Linked DNA regions of Homo sapiens: region 1 is linked to region 2. A link is a loop called in an ENCODE intact Hi-C map of the cell type or tissue named here. Cell type or tissue: heart left ventricle. All regions are shown on one strand. Each heading gives the region's core, and the rest is flanking DNA. Links, peaks and the distances in the headings are about the cores only.

Evidence for each region. Peaks named below come from ENCODE experiments on the same cell type or tissue, not always from the same donor. Only the 100,000 strongest peaks of a DNase experiment are listed, where the experiment ranks them.
Region 1: it touches region 2 in a loop (2.3-fold over the local background); 64 of 110 quality-filtered maps call a loop at or near these places.

The regions. Positions count from the first base shown.
Region 1 is chr10:6,072,049-6,077,429 of GRCh38, forward strand. No RefSeq gene overlaps it. Among named protein-coding and RNA genes, the nearest start is that of IL2RA, 12 kb to the left of the region's middle. RefSeq lists an enhancer at 345-394. In heart left ventricle, for the core only: no CTCF peak of the experiment used is centred there; no DNase peak of the experiment used is centred there; H3K27ac peaks cover 641 bases.
Region 2 is chr10:6,011,481-6,016,815 of GRCh38, forward strand. It overlaps IL2RA (interleukin 2 receptor subunit alpha), which reads right to left. Exons shown (of 8, transcript NM_000417.3): 8 at 1-1,416. The coding sequence ends at 1,392. LOC124902368 (a long non-coding RNA gene) reads left to right here and starts at 3,978. Exons shown (of 3, transcript XR_007062042.1): 1 at 3,978-4,051; 2 at 4,784-4,852. In heart left ventricle, for the core only: a CTCF peak has its summit at 2,853 (motif pointing right); no DNase peak of the experiment used is centred there.

The DNA.
Region 1 (5,381 bases), core at 120-5,119, 60 kb after region 2:
GAAGTGGGCTGGGTGTGGGGGCTCACACCTGTAATCCCAGCACTTTGGGAAGCTAAGGCAGGAGGATTGCTTGGGACCAGGAATTTGAGACCAGCCTAGGCAACATAGTGAGACCAGATTCTCTAGAAAAAAATTAAAAATTAGCTGGGTGTGTTGGTGCGTGCCAGTAGTCCCGGCTACTCAGCAGGCTGAGGTGGCAGGATCCTTGAGCCTGGAAGGTTGAGGCTGCAGTGAGCTACCGATTGTGCCACTGCACTCCAGCCTAGGCACAGAGCGAGACCGTGTCTCTACAATTAAAACAAACAAAAAAGAGCAGACCAGCTTCTGGGAACTGAAGGGGGTACCTTTGTCTTCTGAGTGCATGAGCAAGAGAGCGTGAGGAAGAAAATACAGTATCTTGTTTATTTTAGTTTCTAAACAACTTCACCCTCATCCATAAAGACCCACAGTTTCCCCCAGAAACTTCTGTCAGAGCTTGAGAAAATAAAAACAAAGACCAAAAACAAAGCAGGGACTTCCTGGGTAATGAAGCCAGAGGATTATTTCATAACAAGCATACTTTTTTCATGTGACATCTGGAGGGTTAAGTTAGAACAGAGAAGCCAGCCACCTGCCAAGAAGGTCTGAAGAACCCAGAAGCGACATTAGCAAGGGGTTCGTTTCACGGAATCCAAAGGTCTGTTTCGTCAATCATGGCCAGATGGGGTATTAACAGTATCTCGAATTGACGAAATTCATTTTTTTTCTGAGAAGTTCGAAACTTTTTGTTTGAGTAACCTCATTCTTCCCCTCCCCAACATGCGATGAAAGATTCTGTTCCTTGTCTGTTAGATGAAGAGACTGAACTCTGTTGAGATTAGGCTAATTTCATCCCTGGTGGGTGTGGGATGAATTTCTAGTTCTCTCACTTGTCTTTTTCTTTCTCTTTCTCTTTCTTTTTAAAAATTTTACTTTAAAACTGACAAATAATAACTGTACATATTCATGCGTACATAGTGATGTTTCGATACATATGACGTGCAGTGATCAGATCAGCATAATTCGCACATCCATCATCTCAAACATCCATCATTTCTTTGTGTTGGGAATATTCAATATCCTCCTTCTAGCTATTTTGGGTTTTGTTTTTGTTTTTGTTTTTGTTTTGAGATGGAGTCTCGTTCTGTCACCCAGGCTGGAGTGCAACAGTGCAATCTCAGCTCACTGCAACTTCTGCCTCCCGGGTTCAAGCAATTCTCCCGTCTCAGCCTCCCAAGTAGCTGGGATTACAGGTGCCCGCCACCACACCCGGCTAATTTTTTGTATTTTTAGTAGACTCAGGGTTTTACCATGTTGGCCAGGCTGGTCTCAAACCCCTGACCTCAGGTGATCTACCCTCGTCGGCCTCCCAAAGTGCTGGGATTACAAGTGTGAGCCACCGCCCCACCTCCTTCTAGCTATTTGAAACTATGTAATACATTATTAACTGTAGTCATCTTATAGTAGTACAGAACACTAGAACTTATTCTTCCTGTCTAGCTGTAATTTTGTATCCTTTAATAAATCTGTCCCTATCACTCCCTTCCCATCTCCCTTCCCACCCTCAAGTATCCTCCTTCTACTTTCTACTTCTGTGAGACTGACACTTTTTAGCTTCCACATGTGACTGAGAACATGCAGTGTTTAACTTTCTGTTCCTGGCTTATTTCATTTTTTATAATTCCTCCAGTTCCATCCATATTGCTGAGAATTACAGGATTTCATTCTTTTTTATGGCTGAACAGTATTCCATTGTGTATATATACCAAATTTTCTTTATCCATTTATCTGTTGTTGGATACCTAATAACTGTCTTTTTCTGAAAAAGCCAGCTCTCTCCTTTATGACCCATATTTCCCCATGTTAGTAACTTATTTGCCTTTTTTTTTTTTTTTTTTTTGAGACAGCAGGATCTTGCTCTGTTGCCCAGGCTGGAGTGCAGTGGCATGATCTCAATGCAGCCTCTAACTCCCGGGCTCAGGTGATCCTCCCAGTCAGCCTCCCGAGTAGCTGGGATTACAGGCTCGTGCCACCTTGCCTGGCTAATTTTTGTATTTTTTGTAGAGACAGGGTTTCATCATGCTGCCCAGGCCACTCTCAAACTCCTGGGATCAAGGGATTGAACCATCTCAGCCTCCCAAAGTGTTGGGATTACAGGCGTGAGCAACTGTGCCTAGCTTGTCTGCCTTTTTAAGACAAATAATGGAATTCTTCATTTTCTGCCGAGCTCATTTTTGGTGCTCTGTTGCCACTACTATTTATTGAGTACCTACTATGTGCCAGGTACATAAGTACTTGTATCATATTGAGAATAAGACAGACCAAATCCATGCTATTATAATGCTGCTCAAGTTCTGAGGAGGTGAACAGACAAGAAGCAAATAATCAGATGAAAATATGGTGTAATGCTCTGGATGGTGAGTCTCACAGAGAAGAACAATGCAGGTAAGTCAATCATGCCAGGGATGGGGTGGAGAGGATGCTCATTCAGGTGACGAAGTTGAGGAAAGCCATTGGATGGAGCCGGGATACAGTGATGGAACAAACCATGTCTCTGTTTGGGGGAAGAGCGTCGCTGAGGAGGAAAGACTCGATGTCCCAGGAACAGCAAGCAGGCTGGCGTGACTGCATGAGCCAGGGGCCCAGGTCAGAGATGCAGGTGGAAAAAGTAGGTAGGGGCTGCGTCAGTGAAGGACTTGTAGGCCAGGTGAGGAGTTTGGGATTGTATTCTGAGTTGATGGGAAACTATGGGAAGGTTGGGAGCAGAGGAGAAGTGATGGGGTCATTGCATTTGTCAGCCGAAGAGGCGGTGGTGAGGTCTGAGGCCATAGCAGTGGAGACGGTAAGCAGTGACCACTTAGGGAATCTACTTTAAAAGTGGAACCCACAGAACTTGATTGATTGGATGCAGCAGGGTTGAGTGGGAGGAAAAGAGAAGAATCAACGTGACTCAGATTTCTGGCTTGCGTACTCAGTGAAAGATGTTGCCAGTTACTAAGATAAGTTACTAAGATAGGGAGCTGGTTAGGATTATGAGGAGCTGAGAGCTCTGCTCCGGCCGTGGCAATCGGCACCTGCATGGAGATGCTGTAGAGGTGCTGGACCAACAGCTCATCTGAGAGGCTGTGCTCCAAAGTGGAGCAGAGGGTATGGGGCAGCAGCGGGAGGCAGTTGTGGGGACTGCAACTGCGAGGTTTCTTTTCAAATAGACTTTGTTTTTAGAGCAGTTTTAGACGCACAGCAAACTCGAGTGGAAGGGAGAGAGAGTTCCCCTGTGCCTCCTGCCCTCACACCCGCACAGCGCCCCAACTATCAACACCCCTACCAGCGTGGCGCATTTGTTAGAACTGATGAAACTACTTCATTTCAACCGAGCGGTGTACGATCTATTCTTCTGGGAGAAAGGGGGGTGAAATTGCAACAGTTAGCCCTTCCTGAAAATAAATATGTGTGGGGGGTATGTTGGTATATTTCCGAGCACTGTAGCATATTCACCAGTCACCTGCCTGGTGCACTTGGGAGTCATCCACCCCACAGTCCCCTCCACCCCACAGTCCCCTCCACCCCACAGTCTCCTCCACCCCGCAGTCCCCTCCACCCCCCAGTCTCCTCCACCCCACAGTCTCCTCCACCCCGCAGTCCCCTCCACCCCCCAGTCCCCTCCACCCCACAGTCCCCTTTGGGCGTTTTTGCACAAAGTATTCAGCGCACAGCTTAGTTGCATACACTCAGGTGTGAATAGGTGACTACCTGGGATGTTGAAATCCTGGACAGCTGGAATCTGTACACATGGTCTTAAAATGACAATAGCCGTCTAACTGTTTTTGTAGCACCAGGAGCAATGTAAAGACACACCACCTGTGCACCAGGACAGCACAGAGGTGAGCTCACTATTAGTTTCTAAGTATTTCCAACACTTATATCTTTGGAGTTTTCTTTTTAAATGTTTAAATCAAACGTCTTGGCTAACGCTTAATCAGGGTCATGTTATTCATGCACACCTCAACATGATTGTGTTTTGGAATATATACCACAATTCTTCCCTTGTAAATATACCCTGAATATTTAATAAATAGTTGCTCGATGAATTAATTGATTAATTATAATCAAAGTCTGGACACTAGAAGAATAAAGAAGAAAAAAAAGAAATCTGGCTGGGTTCAGTGGCTCACGCCTGTAATCCCAGCACTTTGGGAGGCTGTGGCAGGCAGATCACCTGAGGTCAGGAGTTCGAGACCAGCCTGGCCAACATAATGAAGCCCTGTCTCTATGAAAAATCCAAAATATTAGTTGGGTGTGGTGGTATGCATCTGTAATTCCAGCTACTAGGGAGGCTGAGGCAGGAGAATCACTTGAACCCGGGAGGTGGAGTTTGCAGTGAGCCGAAATTGTGCCAGTGCACTCCAGCCTGGGCAACAGTGCAAGACTCTATCTCAAACAATAACAACAACAACAAAGAGATCTGTGCTTGGAGCTTCCAAGGGACAGCAAGAGATAACATGGTGGAAGGTTGTGGGGGATAGAGGTGGTGCTTGTTAGGATAGGGAGCAGGTCTGAGAGGGGAAATTGGAAGACACCAAGGGCAAGCTTTTCACACTACCCAAACGTTCCAAACCACCACATAAAATGTTTTTTCTCTGCTTTGCTGTTACTTTTCCTCTTCTTTTTATCTCTACTTTTTCTCTTTCTCTCCTGCTGTTTTCCATTTTGAACATTTCTTCTTTTTTAACTTCTATCCCACTCATTATACCAAGATCAAACAATAACTTATACTAATAATTTAGACCTTCTTTTCTTTGGACTTTTAAAATTTTTGTTTTTGAGTGAAATACATGTTTATTGTACAAAAATTTATATGATCCAAAAGGGGAAAACGATAAAAAGTACATTCCCCTCTACTCCCTGTCCCAAGCTACCCACTTACCCTCCCCCGAGACGAACCAGTTTTTTGGTGTGCATTTGTCCAGAGAGTTTTCTAAGTGTGTAGGAGCATGTTGCATACATAGTCATCAGTGCTGTCTAGACACTCAGAAGGCAGACAAGGAGATGGATTTGGGATTGCAGGATACTGATTGGGATCAACCTCTGTGAAAAGACGGGGAAGGAAGAAACAGGACTGGGCAGCGGGAGAAGCCAAACTGCCACACAACCTTTGCCAGCCATGGGAGCTGCAGAGCACCTGGCGGGTCAGTCATCCTGGGGTGCGCCGGCATGGCCGACCCTGTCTGCTCCCACCACTATCTGTCATTTTGGATCCTGTGAAGAAGGGTATCCAAGTGGGTGAGGTAGTTCTCTACAGCTGAGGCCAACCAGAATACAACTCTGGCTAAAGTCTATCTGCTGTTAGCTCCCAGCAGCTGGCT
Region 2 (5,335 bases), core at 336-5,335:
CTCCCGGTGATTCTAATATGCTGAACTTTTTGATAATGTTCAAGGACTGCTGGTATGCTCATCTTGTCTTTTTTTCCTTAAAGACAGGATCTTGCTCTGTTGCCCAGGCTGGAGTGCAGTGGTGCCATCATGACTGACTGCAGCCTCGAACTCCTGGGCTCAAGCAATCCTCCTGCCTCAGCCTCCTGAGTGGCTAGGACTACAGGCGTATGCCACCACATCCAGCCAATTTCTAATTTTTTGTAGGGATGTGTCTTGCTATGCTGCCCAGGCTGGTCTCAAACTCCTGGCCTCAAGAGATGCTCCCGCCTTGGTCTCCTAGGGAGCTGGGGTTATAGGCCTGAGCCACCGTGCCAGGCCTGATGCGCTCTTTTCCGTGGTTACGTTCTACCAGTGTGACCTCCATCCCTTCTCCCTCTTCACTTCCTTCTTTCTTTCCTTCCTTGCATAAACATTGAATGTACGGATCCCTTTTTGGTGTTTTTAGACACTTCTCAGGAAACGTACGCATTGATTTGCACCTTGTGTGTCCACCTGTAAACATCAAATTAGTGCAGGCCAAATTCAGGGTATCATTCATAGCAATCCCAAAGAAACTAACTCTTAAAGAGGCCAATTAGTAACGCACAGGTAAAACTTTGCTAAGTATGATTCTCTGCCTGGGACCTCATTCATCCTTCTGTTCCTGACATTGCCTCATGGGTTTGGCTGCCCCGTTTTGAAGTTACCCAAAGATTATTCTGCCATGGCCTCTGTTTTTTAGAAATTCAAGACTGAAGGCTCAGTAGAAGGGGGTTAGCTTAGAGGATTGAGCCAAGGGTAAAATGATTTCTGGGTAGCAGCCCAGAGTTCTTGAAGGATGTTTATTAGGCAACGTGAACGGGAGAATCAGCAGTCAGAAGCGGCTGAGAAAGGAACCACGCAGACAATGTCCAGTTGTATAGGGTAGAGTGTGTGTGTTGTGTATTTACGTTAGTGCTGGGGCTTTCCTTGGGACTCCTGAACTGGGAAGTTGGAATGAGATGAATGTAAACCTACTTTTCTTTATACTACATATAGGGTGGAGAGAGTTCCATACCATTCATGCTTTAATGAACACATATACATGAAAATAAGATGGAGAGTTCTAGTGGTTTTGCCCTTCCTCTTCAACGGCGAAATTGCTATTTAGAAGTGGGTAGCGCTCGCTCTCTGATGGGACTGAGCTGGCATAGAGACAAGGTTGCCACTGCCCCGTGTCCTGTGATGTGACTTCAGAGCTTCCAAAACGCAGGCAAGCACAACGGATGTCTCCTGGGCGACCATTTAGCACCTTTGATTTCACTTGGGCTTCATGACTTCTGTTGTCTGTTCCCGGCTTCTTACCAAGAAATTCTTGTTCTTTTGGTTTTCTAGATTGTTCTTCTACTCTTCCTCCTGTAGTGGTGTAACAAAGTCACGGTCATATGTGTAACACGGCACCAAAAAAATGTGGTCCTCACTCTAAACCAGTGCACACGCCACCATGCCTGGCTAATTTTTGTATTTTTAGTAGAGATGGGGTTTTGCTATGTTGGCCAGGCTGGTCTCGAACTCCTGACCTTGTGATCTGCCTGCCTCGGCCTTCCAAAGTGCTGGGATTACAGGTGTGAGCCACTGTGCCTGGCCTAAGTTTTTATATGGCAGACAATAGCTGTGGAACAGGAATAATAAACAGCAACTAACTGTGCTAAATGATGTGCATGCAGTAAAGCACTTGGTTTCTAGCCAGCACTGTGCTATAGAACTTTCTGAGATGATGGAAATCTTTTGCAGTTGTGCTGTCCGATAACACAGACACCTGTGGCTAGGGAACGCTTGAAATGTGGCTAGTGCAACCGAGGAACTGAATTTTTAATTGTATTTAATTTATTTGAGTTTAAATACACTTAAGTATCCACAGGTGGCTAGTGGCTACTGTATTGGACAATACGGTCTTAGCCTTTTCCCAGTTCTTATTTGGCTCATGGGAATTTCTAATTACTCCCTACTTTGCACAGAGTTCCCATAGCACAAGACTCCAAGCAGAGGTGTGCTGGTGATGTTTAACAAGCAGCTCTCTGATGACGGTTGCCTGTCTTCCCTGGTGTCAATCCTCCCTCCACACACAGCTTCCAGCTGGCAATGTGACATCACTGATCACGCGGTTGGGAAGAGATGCGCGGTAGCCACCGTCAAACGGTATTTCCACCATGCGGACACAATAGATGTAAACCACCCAGCGAACAAAGATAACAGTAAAAGGTAGCAAATAATTAGGAAGTGATCAGTTGTAAGTAATTCTTGCCTTTGTTTTTAATATAATTTATTAAATTGTAAATTTAAATATTTTAATTTTTTTTTTTTTTTTTGAGACAGCGTCTCAATCTGTCACCCAGGCTGCAGTGCAGTGGCATGGTCACAGCTCACTGCAATCTTGAACTGCTGGACTCAAGGGATTCTCCCACCTCGCCCTTACCAGTAGCTGGGACTACAGGTATGTGCCACCTCGCCTAGCTAAGTTTAAAATGTTTTTGTAGAGACAAGGTCTCACTTTGTTGCCCAGGCTGGTCTCAAGCGAGCCTCTCACCTTAGTCTCCCGAAGTGCAGGAATTACAGGCAGGAGCTACTGCTCCCAGCCTAAATACTTTAATTTTCCATAATGGCTATGCTTAAAAACCAGTTTGCAGAAGTCCCGAAAATTTAACCGCTGGCTCTCACAAGCCACTGTGAGCCTTCTGTAGCACATCACGGGCTCCTGGTCATTGCCCGAAACAAACAAAAAATATTTCCCCAACCAAAACTCTCTGGCTGGGCTACAGTGATCTTTCGGTAATTCAAATGCAGCATTTCTGTTGCCACAAGAGGGCACCATGGGTTGATATCAGATTCTAGGAAGGCTTTTGGACAAACTGACTAGAGGGGTCATTTCTAGATGTATGTTTGAGTCTCCCCAAAGATTGTAGTTCTGGGAGACCTTGTGGGAACTCACATAGGTTCACACAGTTATTTGTTTCACAACATAAACACTGAACCATTCCTACTTCCAAATAGCTTTGTCCTCTGGGCCCGAAGGCTTTTGATCTTCAAACTAACAAATGAAAAAAATCCTTGCAAGGTGTTAAGGCTTGTCAGGTGTTCAGCCTGAGGAAGGAGAGGATGCAAGTACTGAGTACACGTACAACATGTCAGCCACGTCACATCCTTCCCCTCCTGGAAGCCTAAAATGACACCTTAGGAGTCAGCTAACCCCTTAGAGAAACTGGTAGACTGCCGGGTATATGAATCATTCCTGCTACAATAACCCTAGGGGGCTTATCATTTGCACTGCAGTAATTTATACTTTTTAATTCCCATGAGGAAAATTAGGAGTATGTTATGGACCTGATGACCCATATAAGAAGGGAAGAGATATTTTATTTTTCTCTCTGGCTGGGCTAAGGGCTTTGGTTTTGGGGGAGTGGATCTGTATTTTCTCAGGGTCTTACTGTGGAGTTTGTATCAGGGTTGGCCAGAGTGGATGCTGGCAGGGGTCAGGGAGGCCCTGGATAATCAAGAGAGAGACAGAGGGAGTTTCTAGAGTTTACTTTTTCTTTTTCTTTCTTTTCTTTTTTCTTTCTTTCTTTTTTTTTTTAAACAGAGTCTTGCTGTGTCACCCAGGGTGGAGTGCAGTGGTACGATCTCAGCTCACTGCAGCCTCTGCCTCCTGGGTTCAAGCGATTCTCCTGCATCAGCCTCCCGAGTAGCTAAGATTATAGGTGCGCACCATGACAGCCAGCTAATTTTTGTATTTTTAGAAGAGACAGGGTTTCTCCATGTTGGCCAGGCTGGTCTCAAACTCCTGACCTCAAGTAATCCGCCTGCCTCGGCCTCCCAAAGTGCTGGGATTACAAGCGTGAGTCTGGCCAGCTTCCCTGATTCTTAATGCTGTTAGCCTAGTGCGGTGATCCTCAGAGTCTGCTCCCTGGAACGGCAGCGTCAGTATCACCTGGGAACCTGATAGAAATACAGATTCCTGGACCTAAGCAAGACGACTGCGTCAGAAACTCCACAGGTGGGACCCAGCAATCTGTGCTTTAACAAGGCCTCCAGATGATTCTTTCAACAAATGTTTTTAAGTTGACACATAATAGTTATATATATTTATGAGGTATGTAGGGATGCTTTGATACCTACAAGGTACAGTGATCAGATCATGGTATTTAGCATATCCATCATCTCAAACATTTATCGTTTCTTTATGTTCCTACAGATGATTCTGGTGCTAGTTCAAGTTTGAAAACCAATGGCCGGGTGTAGGGTTGTCAAACCTGGATGCATATGTATTAGATACATCTGAGGGGCTTTAAAACGTACGACTATCCCAGACATAAAAGGCCACGTGATTCCATTTACACGAAATGTCCAGAATAGGCAAATCCATAGAGACGGAACATAGAGTGGTGGTTTCCCGGGGCTGGGGAGAATGGGGAACTTGGCAGTGTGGGGCTTCTCTTGGGAATGATGGAAGTATTCTGGAATCAGTGGGGATGGCTGTACAACATTGCAAACATACTAAATACCACTTACTGTGGTTTGAATACATCCCCCAGAGCTCAGGTGTTGGAAACTTAATCCCTAATCCAGCAATGTTGACAGGTGAGATCTTGAAGAGGTGATCAGGTCGCGAGGGCTCTGCCTCATGAATGGATTAATGTTGTTATTGCAGGAGTGGGTTTGTGATAAAAGCTGAGTTCAGCCCCTCCTGCTGTCTCTCACTCTCTTGCCCTTCTGCCTTCTGCCACAGGATGACGTAGCACAAACGCCCTTGATACATGGGGGCCCCTCGACCTCAGACTTCCCAGCCTCCAGAATGGTAAGAAATCTCTGTTCTTTATAAGTTATAAATCTCTGTTCTTTATAAATCTCTGTTCTTTATAAGTTACCCAGTCTCAGGCATTCTGTTACAGTAGCACAAAATGGGCTAAGACACCACTGAACTGTACATTTTATGATGGTTAAATGATGAATTTTATCTCAATTAAAAATACGTACTGATGTCTTGGGCTCACCCCAGACATTCTGACTGGAGCCCAATCATTGATATCTTTTACCTTTTTCTTTTTTTTTTTTGAGACAGAGTTTCACTCTTGTTGCCCAGGCTGGAGTGTAGTGGCGCGATCTTGGCTCACTGCAACCTCCGCCTCCTGGGTTCAAGTGATTCTCCTGTCTCAGCCTCGCAAGTAGCTGGGATTACAGGCACCCACCACCACGCCTGGCTTATTTTTGTATTTTTTAGTAGAAACAGGGTTTCAGCATGTTGTCCAGCCTGGTCCTGAACTCCTGACCTCAGGTAACC